2 separate regions of the Homo sapiens genome follow, and region 1 is linked to region 2. Evidence: chromatin loops called from intact Hi-C (ENCODE). Cell type or tissue: K562. All regions are shown on one strand. Links, peaks and the distances in the headings refer to the core of each region. The heading gives the core; the rest is flanking DNA. Region 1 overlaps C10orf126 (chromosome 10 open reading frame 126). Region 2 has its middle 140 kb from the start of C10orf126.

Region 1 (5,382 bases), core at 71-5,070, 110 kb before region 2:
GCCAGGCTCCTTCCAAGAAATTCCCAGCTACCCTGCTGTTTATTAAACAGCTCAGTAAAGAAAGCACAGGGGGCAAAACAGCCATCCTACATGAGCAGAAGGCATTCACAAGTTGCCAGAGTGATTTTGTCTGAGTGTTCGGCCTGGAGGTGGCTGAAAGAGCAATAATGAAACAGAATGGGCGGTCCGAGCGGACATGAAACAGCGATTACACGGTAGGTATTTCTTTGTAGTTAGGCACTCTCTTTGCCAGCATGAAACTCAACTTGAACTTACTCAACAGTTTAAAGTCAGGGATTCCAGAGACTTAGCTTTGGAAAACACGTGAAGAAATGTTCGGGGGCAATGCTGAAATTTACAAGGCTGATGCGAAAGATCGCATGTGTGAATGGAAATGCTTTATCATTATGGATTTATCTTCTAATGATGCATGCTTGTAAAGCAGTATCCTGAAGCAATGGCGATATTAAAATACATAAAAAATTATCAATAATTTTATACACACACACATCCAAAATCAGCTACATTTTTACAGATTAGCTATTTAACTGGTCAAGGGCAGTTAGGCTTAATTAATGTGAACTTAGCCACTAAAGTTAATAAATTCTCCCATGGGAGCTATGAATCGAGAGGGTGAAAGGAAGTTGTCTATTTAATAGCTAATTAAATCACTAGTGTTTTCCGACAGTATCATTTTCTGGGTTTTGCAAGCTAACAAGGAAGCATCACTTTGATTTTTTTTTTAAATCGAGAAGATTTAAGACAATTTTTGCTCTGTAAAGCAACAAAAAAAAATAATTCATATAGACTTCATGGAAGATTTGTTTGTTTGTTTTTAAAAAAACCTTAACTATTATAAGTATTTCCCTAGTTGCCTGTAATCTAAAAAGTCAAGACATTTGCTATTGGATTAACAATGCTTTGACCGACTAACATACTGATTTTGAGTTATTATTTCCGCTAAGATGAAAGAAAGTTTCATAAAGAAGGCAGTGAAAACCCAGGATCCCTGGCCCCCAGGGTGGTTTTGTGGTAATGAGTTAAGAGGTTAGGGAGCTTTAATCAGTGACTTTGGCATCTTTACTCAATATATGAAAGAATTACGAAGGTTCCTTAGGTACTGAACTTCCTCCCAAGGAGGGAGCTTAAAACTCAAAAACTTAAGGATTTAAGTGCATTGATTAAAATTCAGTTGTGAGAGAAGGGAGAATTCTTGTTTGAGAATTCCCTGCAAAATCATTTGATAATCACTATAAGACTTTCTTACAACACTTTATGGAGGTAAATTTAAACATAGTAAAGTGAAAAAATCTAAGGCAAAAAATGTGATGACTTTTATACATATGCTTACAACCACGTGACTACCACACAGTTCCGTGTTCCTCAGCTGAGTGCGATTCTAGTCTTTAAGAGAAGGTTTTTGTTCTGCTTGTTTTTTTTTTTTTCTTTTTAACAGCCTGGCACTTAAAGTGGGCCAAATATTTCACCAGGTATAGTCAGCTGTAGAACTAGTGATCTTGTCCAATGCTGTAAGAAAAATAGGCTGTGATTAAACTTGTTAAGTAATAATGGTTTACTGGGGCTGGGCACAGTGGCTCACGCCTGTAATCCCAGCACTTTGGGAGGCCGAGGCAGGTAGATTACCTGAGGTCAGGAGTTTGAGACCAGCCTGGCCAACATGGTGAAACCCCATCTCTACTAAAAATGCCAAATTAGCTGGCGTGGTCGCGCATACCTGTAATCCCAGCTACTCGGGAGGCTGAGGCAGGAGAATTGCTGGAACCCAGGAGGTGGAGGTTGCAGTGAGCCAAGATCGTGCCATTGCATGCCAGCCTGGGCAACAAGAGCAAAACTCCATCTCAAAAAAAAAAAAAAAAAAAAAGAAGAAGTAATGGTTTATTGGACTTGATTTTGGTACCTCCTTGAAAGATTTTGAAGAGCAATTTTGAGCATGTGAATTTTTGCAATGAGAGATTATTTTACTCCTTCCTAAGATAGGATTCCCCTATAGTCTCAGAACAAAGGATAGTTCTTTGAATAGTATATTTCAGCCTTAGGGAATCACATTTTAGTACTTCATTTTATAGTGGGTGGATGAAAATTTCATTATGGGTGTTCATCAATTCTCATAATTTAAAATCGTAAATTAAAAATCACTAACTTAAAAGGGTTTAATGTCTCCATTGTGGAAGGCATTTGGGATCTTGGCATTTGAGTTAGTTTCCTGACCCAAAGGCTCAGACAGTGGAAGTATCATTTCCCTAGTCTCCAGCATTCTTTAAAAACAGAATTACAAGAGATAATATATGCAGTGCCTGGCACACAGCAGTGGGGAGAGCAAATGTAAACTCTTTCCTCTTTCCTCACAATCCTTCTCCTCCTTGATTCCACTTCTAAATGTCACAGCTGAGTACTGGTAGCTGTGAATAGATCAAGAGATGTCAGACAGTGGAGACAGGTGAATCTTGAGTTAAGGCGGAGATGAGGGTGAGGTGTTGGTGGAGAACATAGGTAGGTTCAGGGTCTAGAAGGTGAGTTGGTCTGGTGTCCTGAAATATAAACCTTGTTGACAAACACAGGCAAGAGAAGGTCCAAGTGATGAGAGTTGATGTTAAGGACCAGTGGATATTGGGAAACAGTTGAGCAATGGCTATTAGTTGAGCACAATCATTCCATTCAATTCAACAAACATTTATGGAGTCCTTTCTATGTGCAACTAAATGCTCTAAGATTTCTGAGTTAGGAACAGCCTAGCATGTGGCAAGTATAATTGATGGCTGATTGCCGACCTTGGGCAAAGACAATCAATCTCTGCTCTGGCTTGAGTAATCTGGTTTGGGTAGATAAGGATCACAGTGAGCACTGTGTTGGGGGAGGGTGTAGAGTGGGGGGTGACACATTTCTGCATGTGCTGATGGTTGCAACCAAAGACAGGGCTTCTGAGAGACCTACGTTGTAAATGTTCCATCTTGTTGGGCTGTTCCCATTTGTATCTGTCTCCCTCTGGTGCTAGATTTTTTTGGTTTTATGTGTTTCTAAAACAGAATCCGGTCAATTCCCTCTGAGGTCTTCAACTGGAGTTTGAGTTGGGAGGGCCATGCTGTGTAGGGTTTGGAGCCACGTGGGGCCTGCCAGCCCTATTAAGTTGCATTCTTTTGAAGTGTGTATCTCCCCTTGCACCAGCCCTGTTCCCCACCTGTGAAGCAGCTTTTGACTTCCATATATTATGGAATATTATGCACATAAGAGAAAAGAGCTTCATTTTATTTTCTGTTTTTTTCCATACTTCATCAACAATTAACCATGTTAGAAAAAGTAGAGCTGAAATAATCCCATCAGGAATTGGCACTGGGTTTCTGGAAAACTTAGTCCTAACCACCTCTTTTATTTAGTGTGTTTGTCTAGGAATTGAGAAAAGCTTGAGTGTTGGTTTATCTTATGTTTCCAACTAAGAGTAATTTCATAAATACTAGAAACCTTGCAGGGAAAAAACCTATTTTCATAAAATGATTAATGCACTAGGCAAGGGAAATTTGAATGAGGCACTAGGCAAGAGAAATTTGAATGAGTGGAAACTAGAATTGGGCTCCTTGATCTTTTTCTGCATGCAGCACTTTTTTTTATTTGGAAGCAATCCCCAAAGTTTGGAAATCTGTTTAGGTTATGAAACCCAGTATTCAGATGACTGTCACATCTTCATTAAACAAAACAAAACACAATTTTGTGCCTTCTGAACTGAAGAGTTCCCTCTATGTTGTAGGGGATGTGATGGGCTCTCCAGCCTATGAATATAGGATCTAACTGCACACACCCCTTTATGCTGAGAGGCCTCCCAGTTATAAGGCTGATGTTGTTTTTTATGACAAGAAACTATTTGCAAAATTTGATTTAGGAACCAATTAGCTAAATTTAAGATTATGAAAATGAACCAGAAAGAGAAGCCTCTGATAAACAACTTCGGCTATTGGGAGGCGGACCCCTCACATCCCATGGGGCCTCCAATCAGAGGCCTCGAGAGAATCGCTAGGAAGCCTGAAAGTGGGTGAGGCCTGGGCCACTGGAGACTGCTCCTGGCCCCTGGCCTTCTTCCACTTTGGAAGAGACCATCCTGTCCTGGAAACGTGCTCCGTGGTGACACCACGGCGCAGGGTTGGCCTTCTGGAGTCCATGTCTCTGGAAGCCGCATCCACATCCCGCTTCCTGGTCCACACTGAGTGAGGCTGGGAGAGGGTTTCCAGGGGCACTTCCGTTTCAGCTTGTTTCTATTTTAATGCCTGGAGACAATTAAAGACCAATGTCTGGTGCCAGTATTTTTTTTTTTTTCCCACAGTTCACGCTATTCTTAGAAACAGTTGAGCCAGTGGCGGTGGAGTCTGAAGGCTCTGGAATCTTTTCCTTCGTGTGGCAGCAACTTATTTTTCCTGCGGAGGCTCGGTGGTGCTTTTCTTGGGCTCAGGATTGCGGCTTGGATGGCTCATTCCCTGGGAGTGCACACACTGAGCCCTTTGGAAAGGCAGCAGCAGGACAAGGATCAGTGGCAGGCAAAGAGGCAAAAAAAGCAGGACCCGGGTTCCATAGGCAACTGCTTTATTTACAGTTCCAAAAACGGTGCTTGTTCAACTATCCTGAACTTTTGTAGAAGTTCAAACTTGGAAATTGTAGTGATGAAATGAGAGCTGTGTTTTAAAAATTACTTTTAACTGTCTATGAAGCAAGTCTACATTTTGGCAAAATGGGCTGCTTTTAATCTGGTCATGTGGGATTTAAAAAAAGATTTAATTCAGCTGGATTTTGCAAAGCCCTTGCATTGTATGACATGAGGTTATTTAAGGTATAGTTTTGTCTTCAAAGAGAAGAAATAAGACACACGCATGGATTTTTAGAGTAAAAATAACGAGAGAATGTTATTACCCAAGAGCATATATTAGCTCACTTGCAGTGATGTTGAACTGGGAACATTCCAGAAGGATTCCACGTGAAGCAGTGTTTGCATTTGTATGTTTGAAATGCTCCATAACAAAATTGAAAAACTGTAAGAGCAAAATAAATAATAATACGGATTATGAAGTAATTAAAATGAAGCAGAGAAAAAACCTGTAGGATGCAGCCTAAATAAATGATACTTTAAATCAAGCTTATCCAACCCGTGTCTTGTAGGCCACAATGTGGCCTAGGACATATTTGAATGCGGCCCAACACAAATTCGTAAACTTTCTTAAAATATTGTGAGACTTTTTTTTTTTTTTTAGTTCATCAGCTATCATTAGTGTTAGTGTATTTTACGTGTGGCCCAAGACAATTCTTCTTCTTCTGATGTGGCCCAGGGAAGCCAAAAGACTGGCCACCTCTGGTTCAAATAAACATTTACAGCCTCAGTCACAT
Region 2 (5,382 bases), core at 273-5,272:
TGTGCCAGAGCCAGCTTGTTAAATCACCTGAGCCGAATATGAAGTTTCCAGGAATTCTGCAAGTTAGTTGTTAAATGCAACCATTACTAAAAATTAAACAATATAAACTTATTATTAAATTATATTAAAAACCAAGGTAATAAATATTTAGAAGTCAACGCTTCCTGATTTTACTCCATTTTACGGAGGCCGTTGATCTGTATTGTATTCACATGGTAGGAATACTGTACGATGCCAGGCTGCTGCACATCTCTCCCCAACTCTGCTTTTATTCTTTTTATTGATCTATTTATTTATTTGGAGATAAGGTCTTGCTCTGTCTCCAGGCTGTTAGAGTGCAGTGGTACAATCATGGCTCACTACAGCCTCAAACTCCCGGGTTCAAGTGATCCTCCCGCCTCAGCCTTTCAGGTAGCTAGCACCACAGGTGCATGCCACCATGCCTGATTACTTTTTATTTTGTATTTTGTAGAAATGGGATCTCACTATGTTGCCCAGGCTGGTCTTGAACTCCCGGGCTCAAGCAGTCCTCCCACCTCGGCGTCCCAAAGCACTGGGATTACCAGTGTGAGCCACCATGGCCTGCCTGTTTTCAGCTTTATTGGTGGAAATCAGCTATGGTGGAAGTATGAACACCACAGAAATCACCAAACACTACAAATCAGTAGTGGTCAACACTTTATAAATGCTCACTGGCCGTTTCACTCTGAATGAACAAAAGTCCCCATCTTCTGAAGAACTCACCAGGCCTGAAGCCTCCCCGCAATTCCCAACATACACCTTCTTCCCTAGTCTGGTAAGTTTATCCTACTGAAATACTACACCTGGAAGCCCAGCTAAAGTCTCACCTCTCTAGTGGAACTTTCCTTCTATTTTATTTATCTGGTCTTCCTGTTTTCCAATTCTTTTTATTTCATATACACAGTCTCACACTAACCTGTTCCTCAATGTCTCTGACTTTACTGTAAGTTCATAGACAGAGTCCATACACATTAGGTGCTCAATAAAGGCATATCAGGGGCTGGGCACGGTGGCTCATGCCTGTAATCCCAGCACTTTGGAGGGCTGACATGGGTGGATCACTTGAGCTCAGGAGTTCGTGACCAGCCTGGGCAACATGGTGAAGCCCTGTCTACAAAAATTAGCTGGGCATGGTGGTGCATGCCCGCAGCCCCAGCTACTTGAGAGGCTGAAGTAGGAGGATCGCTTGAGCCTGGGTGGTTGAAGCTGCAGTGTGCAGTGAGCATGTCACGGCACTCCAGACTGGGCAACCGAGCAAGACTCTGTCTCCAAAAAGCAACAACAAAAACAAAAGACAAATCACTGATGCAGGACTAGAGACCTGGCCCAAGATAATGTTACTAAGAGTAGTGAAAACAGATTTAAATATCATTATCATCTGATGGACCTAACCTTTCTGTCATTTGTTTCACTCATTTGCATAACCATCTGTGAGGTAAGCAATATTATCTGAACTTTACAGATGACAAAGTTAAGAAACTTGCCAGGTCAGACGGCTAGTAGGAGGCAGAGCTGGAACTTGAATCTGTGCTCTTTCTAAGAGGAGGAATTACTGGAGGAAAATGACCGAGGTTTCCATGGTAAATTGAATTGTGTTGGGAACTATACATGGTATTGGAGACTGCTCTGGTGGCACCATGAATGCCCTGACTTGGATACTCTTGTTTTCCAGGTAAAGAGACTGTATGTGGTGTTTTGACATTTTTCCAGAATCCCAATGTGCACAAGAGGCTTTCTGGGTGTGAGACATTTGTAACTAGGGGAATTAGTGCTATCCTGTTGGGCTGGCCTCTTGGAAGTGATTTGCCTTGGTTTTTCTCAGTGAGGGGACTGAAGTTGGGGAAAATGACAACAAGGAATTGTAGCCCTTCTTGCTGTGGTTGGCTGTGACAACACATGACACACATCATCCCCTCCACAACCAGAACAGGGATTCATGGGGACCCCAGAAGGCTTGACTGATGGACTAAAATGTGGGCTTTGATGGCCTCCTTCTTTTGGCCCTGCTTTTGTTTTTTATTGTTGTTGTTGTTGTTTGTTTGATTGTTTGTTTTTTCTGAGATAGGGTCTCACTGTTTTTGCAGGCTGGAGTGCAGTGGCATGATCACGGCTCACTGCAGCCTTGATCTCCCCAGGTTCAGGTGATCCTCCCACCTTAGCCTCTCAAGTAACTGGGACTACAGGCACGTGCCACAATGCCCAGCTAGTTTTTGTATTTTTTATAGAGAAAGGGTTGTGTTGCCCAGGCTGGTCTTGAACTTCTGGACTGAAGCCACCCTCCCACCTTGGCTTCCCAAAATGCTGGGACTACAGGTGTGAGCCACCACTCCTGGACTTGGGCCTGCTTTTGAATGATGCCAAGGCCGTCACGGTGGTCTCAAAGTCAAGCAATACAGTCAACCCAGAACCATGTTGGGCTCATCTGATCTTAGAGTCAGCCTCTCTCTGATACATTTAGATCATGTATTAGAACGGCAGCAAAAGGCACATGATTGTAGAGAGGGATGAGCTTTAACCAAGGTTAAAGAGCTTTGGCTCTTACTGGTGATGGTCCTGAAGTCAGTTATTTTGCCTCTCTTTGCCTCGGAGTTTCTTCATTTGCACAATAGGGGTAATGTTAGGATTAAAGGAGATAAAGTATGGGTCTAGTACATGGTCAATGATCATCAAGACGAAGGTTTTCTTGCAGAAATACAGGTCGGGCCCCTCAGCAGGGATTTGGCTGGTCCCACCTGATGTCATTCTTCCCACTAGTTTCAAACTGGGCTGCTCGCCTGTGGCCAGGGAGTGTATTCCAAAGCATTCCTGTTCGCCAGCTCAGGCCTCAGGGCTGCTGTGAAGCTGCAATTCCTTTCATGGAGCTCATGTGTGTGACAGGGTGTGCCCAGCTCTTAAAGTGCTTTGAAGAAAATGCCTTTGTGCTAAAAGCTCTATAAATATAAGGCGCAGACCTGGGCGTGGTGTTTCCAGAATACTCCCAATTTGATGTTAGCTGTCATCAAAGGCTCAGGTCATAGAAAAGTTGGAAATGGGGGTGGTTTGCCAATTCAGTGATTCCCCAAAGCAGAGATGATTGTTTTTTCTTTTTTTTTCCAACTTCCATTGCTTGATGGTACAAGGCCCATGTTGCCTTTCTTGTGTCCAGAACTACACAAACCTGATTTCAAGTATCCTTTTGAAGAATTACCAATTGCATACTCTCTCTCTACCCCTTTCTTCCCCACCCCACCCACCAACCATCCAGAGCCATCCAACAGCTCCTCCTGGTGGCCATTGCGGAGAGAGATTCTCTGATCACACACCTTTACCTTCAGTATGAATGTGCTTCATTCATTTATTCAACCACTTTTTATTGGTTAACTACTATGCACAAGGCATCTTGCTAGATGCTGGAGATACCAATAGAACAAATAGGGTTCCTGCCTTCATGGGGTCACAATTCTGTGAGGAAACAGACAAACAAGTGATTATAATTACACAATGACTGTGTCATAACAAAAGTATGTACAAGAGCATGGGGGAGGAGCAGGAAAGGAACCTAAGGCATGTTGATATTGAAGCTAAGAAGGCCACAACTTCAGGGCCTTCTCATTTGCATGGTCCCCTTCTGAGGCCATATCACATGTGCATATAACACACACACACACACACACACACACACACACACACACACACACATATTTTTTTCAGACAGGGTCTTGGTCTGTCACCCAGGCTGGAGTGCGGTAGCGATCACAGCTCACTGCAGCCTCAAACTCCTGGGGTCAAGCGATCCTCTCGTTTCAGCCTCCGGAGTAGCTGGGATAACAGGTACACACCACCACACCTGGCTAATTTTTGTATTTTTTGTACAGACTGGGTTTTGCTATGTTGCCAAGACTGGTCTCAAACTCCTGGCCTCAAGTGATCCTTCCTCCTCAGCCTCCCAAATTGCTGGAATTATAGGTCTTAGCCACCATCCCTGGCCTATGGTCATAGATTTTTATAAAATTTACAGGAGTAACCCATTTTGAAGGAATCAGTTAAGATTACACTTGTCTTCTGCACTAACACTTACTGTCATATTTCTCCTGTTATTGGGGGACATGGAAGCAGGAAAAGTTGTCTTTGGAACTGGCTTAGGGAGGGTTGAGTTGGGGATAGAATTCATTTGGGTTTAGTGAGGTTTTTTGTTGTTGTTGTTGTTGTTTGTTTTTTTTTTTTCTTTTTTTGAGATGGAGTTTTGCTCTTGTTGCCCAGGCTGGAGTGCAATGGCGCGATCTCAGCTCTCTGCAACCTGCCCCTCCCGAGTTCAAGTGATTCTCCTGCCTCAGCCTCCCGAGTAGCTAGGATTACAGGCATGCGCCACCACACCCGGCGAATTTTGTATTTTTAGTAGAGACGGGGTTTCTCCATGTTGGTCAGGCTGGTCTCGAACTCTTGACCTCAGATGATCGGCCCACCTCAGCCTCTCAAAGTGCTGGGAATACAGGCATGAGCCACCATGCCCGGCCCCTGGGTTTAGTGAGATATTTTTATGGGTTCATAGTTAAGCTATTGTCAGGCTTCCTTGTGTAGGAGCAGCTTCCAGAAATACTTCTATCACCCACCTTTCTGACTCAGCAACGCTGTGACATAAAGCTTCATGATCAGAGGCTACATCACAATTTAAACATGTCTGCTAGCTCCGGACACCAGAGCTAGGTGAACAATGGAGGAGAAACGTGATTTAGATAGATGGAGCCAGAAGCTAGTCTGCGGAATGTTCTTCAAATTATCAGACGTGTCACTTTGTAAGCAGAGGATTTGGTTGTGGGAAAACTTGAGAGAGGCTTCTGCAGATGTGGGAGCAGTTTTCAACACTTTTTTTTTTTTTTGAGACGAAGTCTCACTCTTGTCCCCCAGGTTGGAGTGCAATGGCACGATTTTGGCTCACTGCAGCCTCTGCCTCCTAAGTTCAAGCAATTCCCCTGCCTCAGCCTCCCAAGTAGCTGGGATTACAGGTGCCTGCCACCACGCTCGGCTAATTTTTGTATTTTTAGTAGAGATGGGGTTTCACCATGTTGGCCAGGCTGGTCTCGAACTCCTGACCTCAGGTGATCCGCCCACCTCAGCCTCCCAAAGTGCTGGGATTACAGGTGTGAGCCACCGCATCCGACCCAGTCTTCAATGACATCACTACTGAGTTTTGAAGCTGGAAGACATGTTTTCAAACAATCTATAGGCTAAAGCAAATCACCATAAAGTGTTAGAGCAAAGAGAGTGGATCTTTTTTAATCCTCTGTATAGAAAAAAAAGGTAGAAAATTGTTTTATGAAGAAGAGATCAGCGTTTGCAGCTAAAAAGTAGAGGAAAGAGAACTATTCTAGAGGCATATGAGGC

The links. Hi-C counts contacts between places; a loop is a spot of excess contacts. Peaks named below come from ENCODE experiments on the same cell type or tissue, not always from the same donor. Only the 100,000 strongest peaks of a DNase experiment are listed, where the experiment ranks them.
Region 1: a loop joins it to region 2, with 6 times the contacts of the local background. A loop is called at or near these places in 6 of 110 quality-filtered maps.

Annotation. Positions count from the first base shown.
Region 1 is chr10:28,875,808-28,881,189 of GRCh38, forward strand. It overlaps C10orf126 (chromosome 10 open reading frame 126), which reads left to right. Exons shown (of 5, transcript NR_164114.1): 5 at 4,331-5,382. Among named protein-coding and RNA genes, the nearest start is that of C10orf126, 32 kb to the left of the region's middle. RefSeq lists an enhancer at 4,203-4,423. In K562, for the core only: a CTCF peak has its summit at 3,003 (motif pointing left); a DNase peak (open chromatin) is centred at 3,024.
Region 2 is chr10:28,988,649-28,994,030 of GRCh38, forward strand. No RefSeq gene overlaps it. Among named protein-coding and RNA genes, the nearest start is that of C10orf126, 140 kb to the left of the region's middle. RefSeq lists an enhancer at 2,208-3,407 and a silencer at 3,152-3,446. In K562, for the core only: a CTCF peak has its summit at 3,288 (motif pointing left); a DNase peak (open chromatin) is centred at 3,253.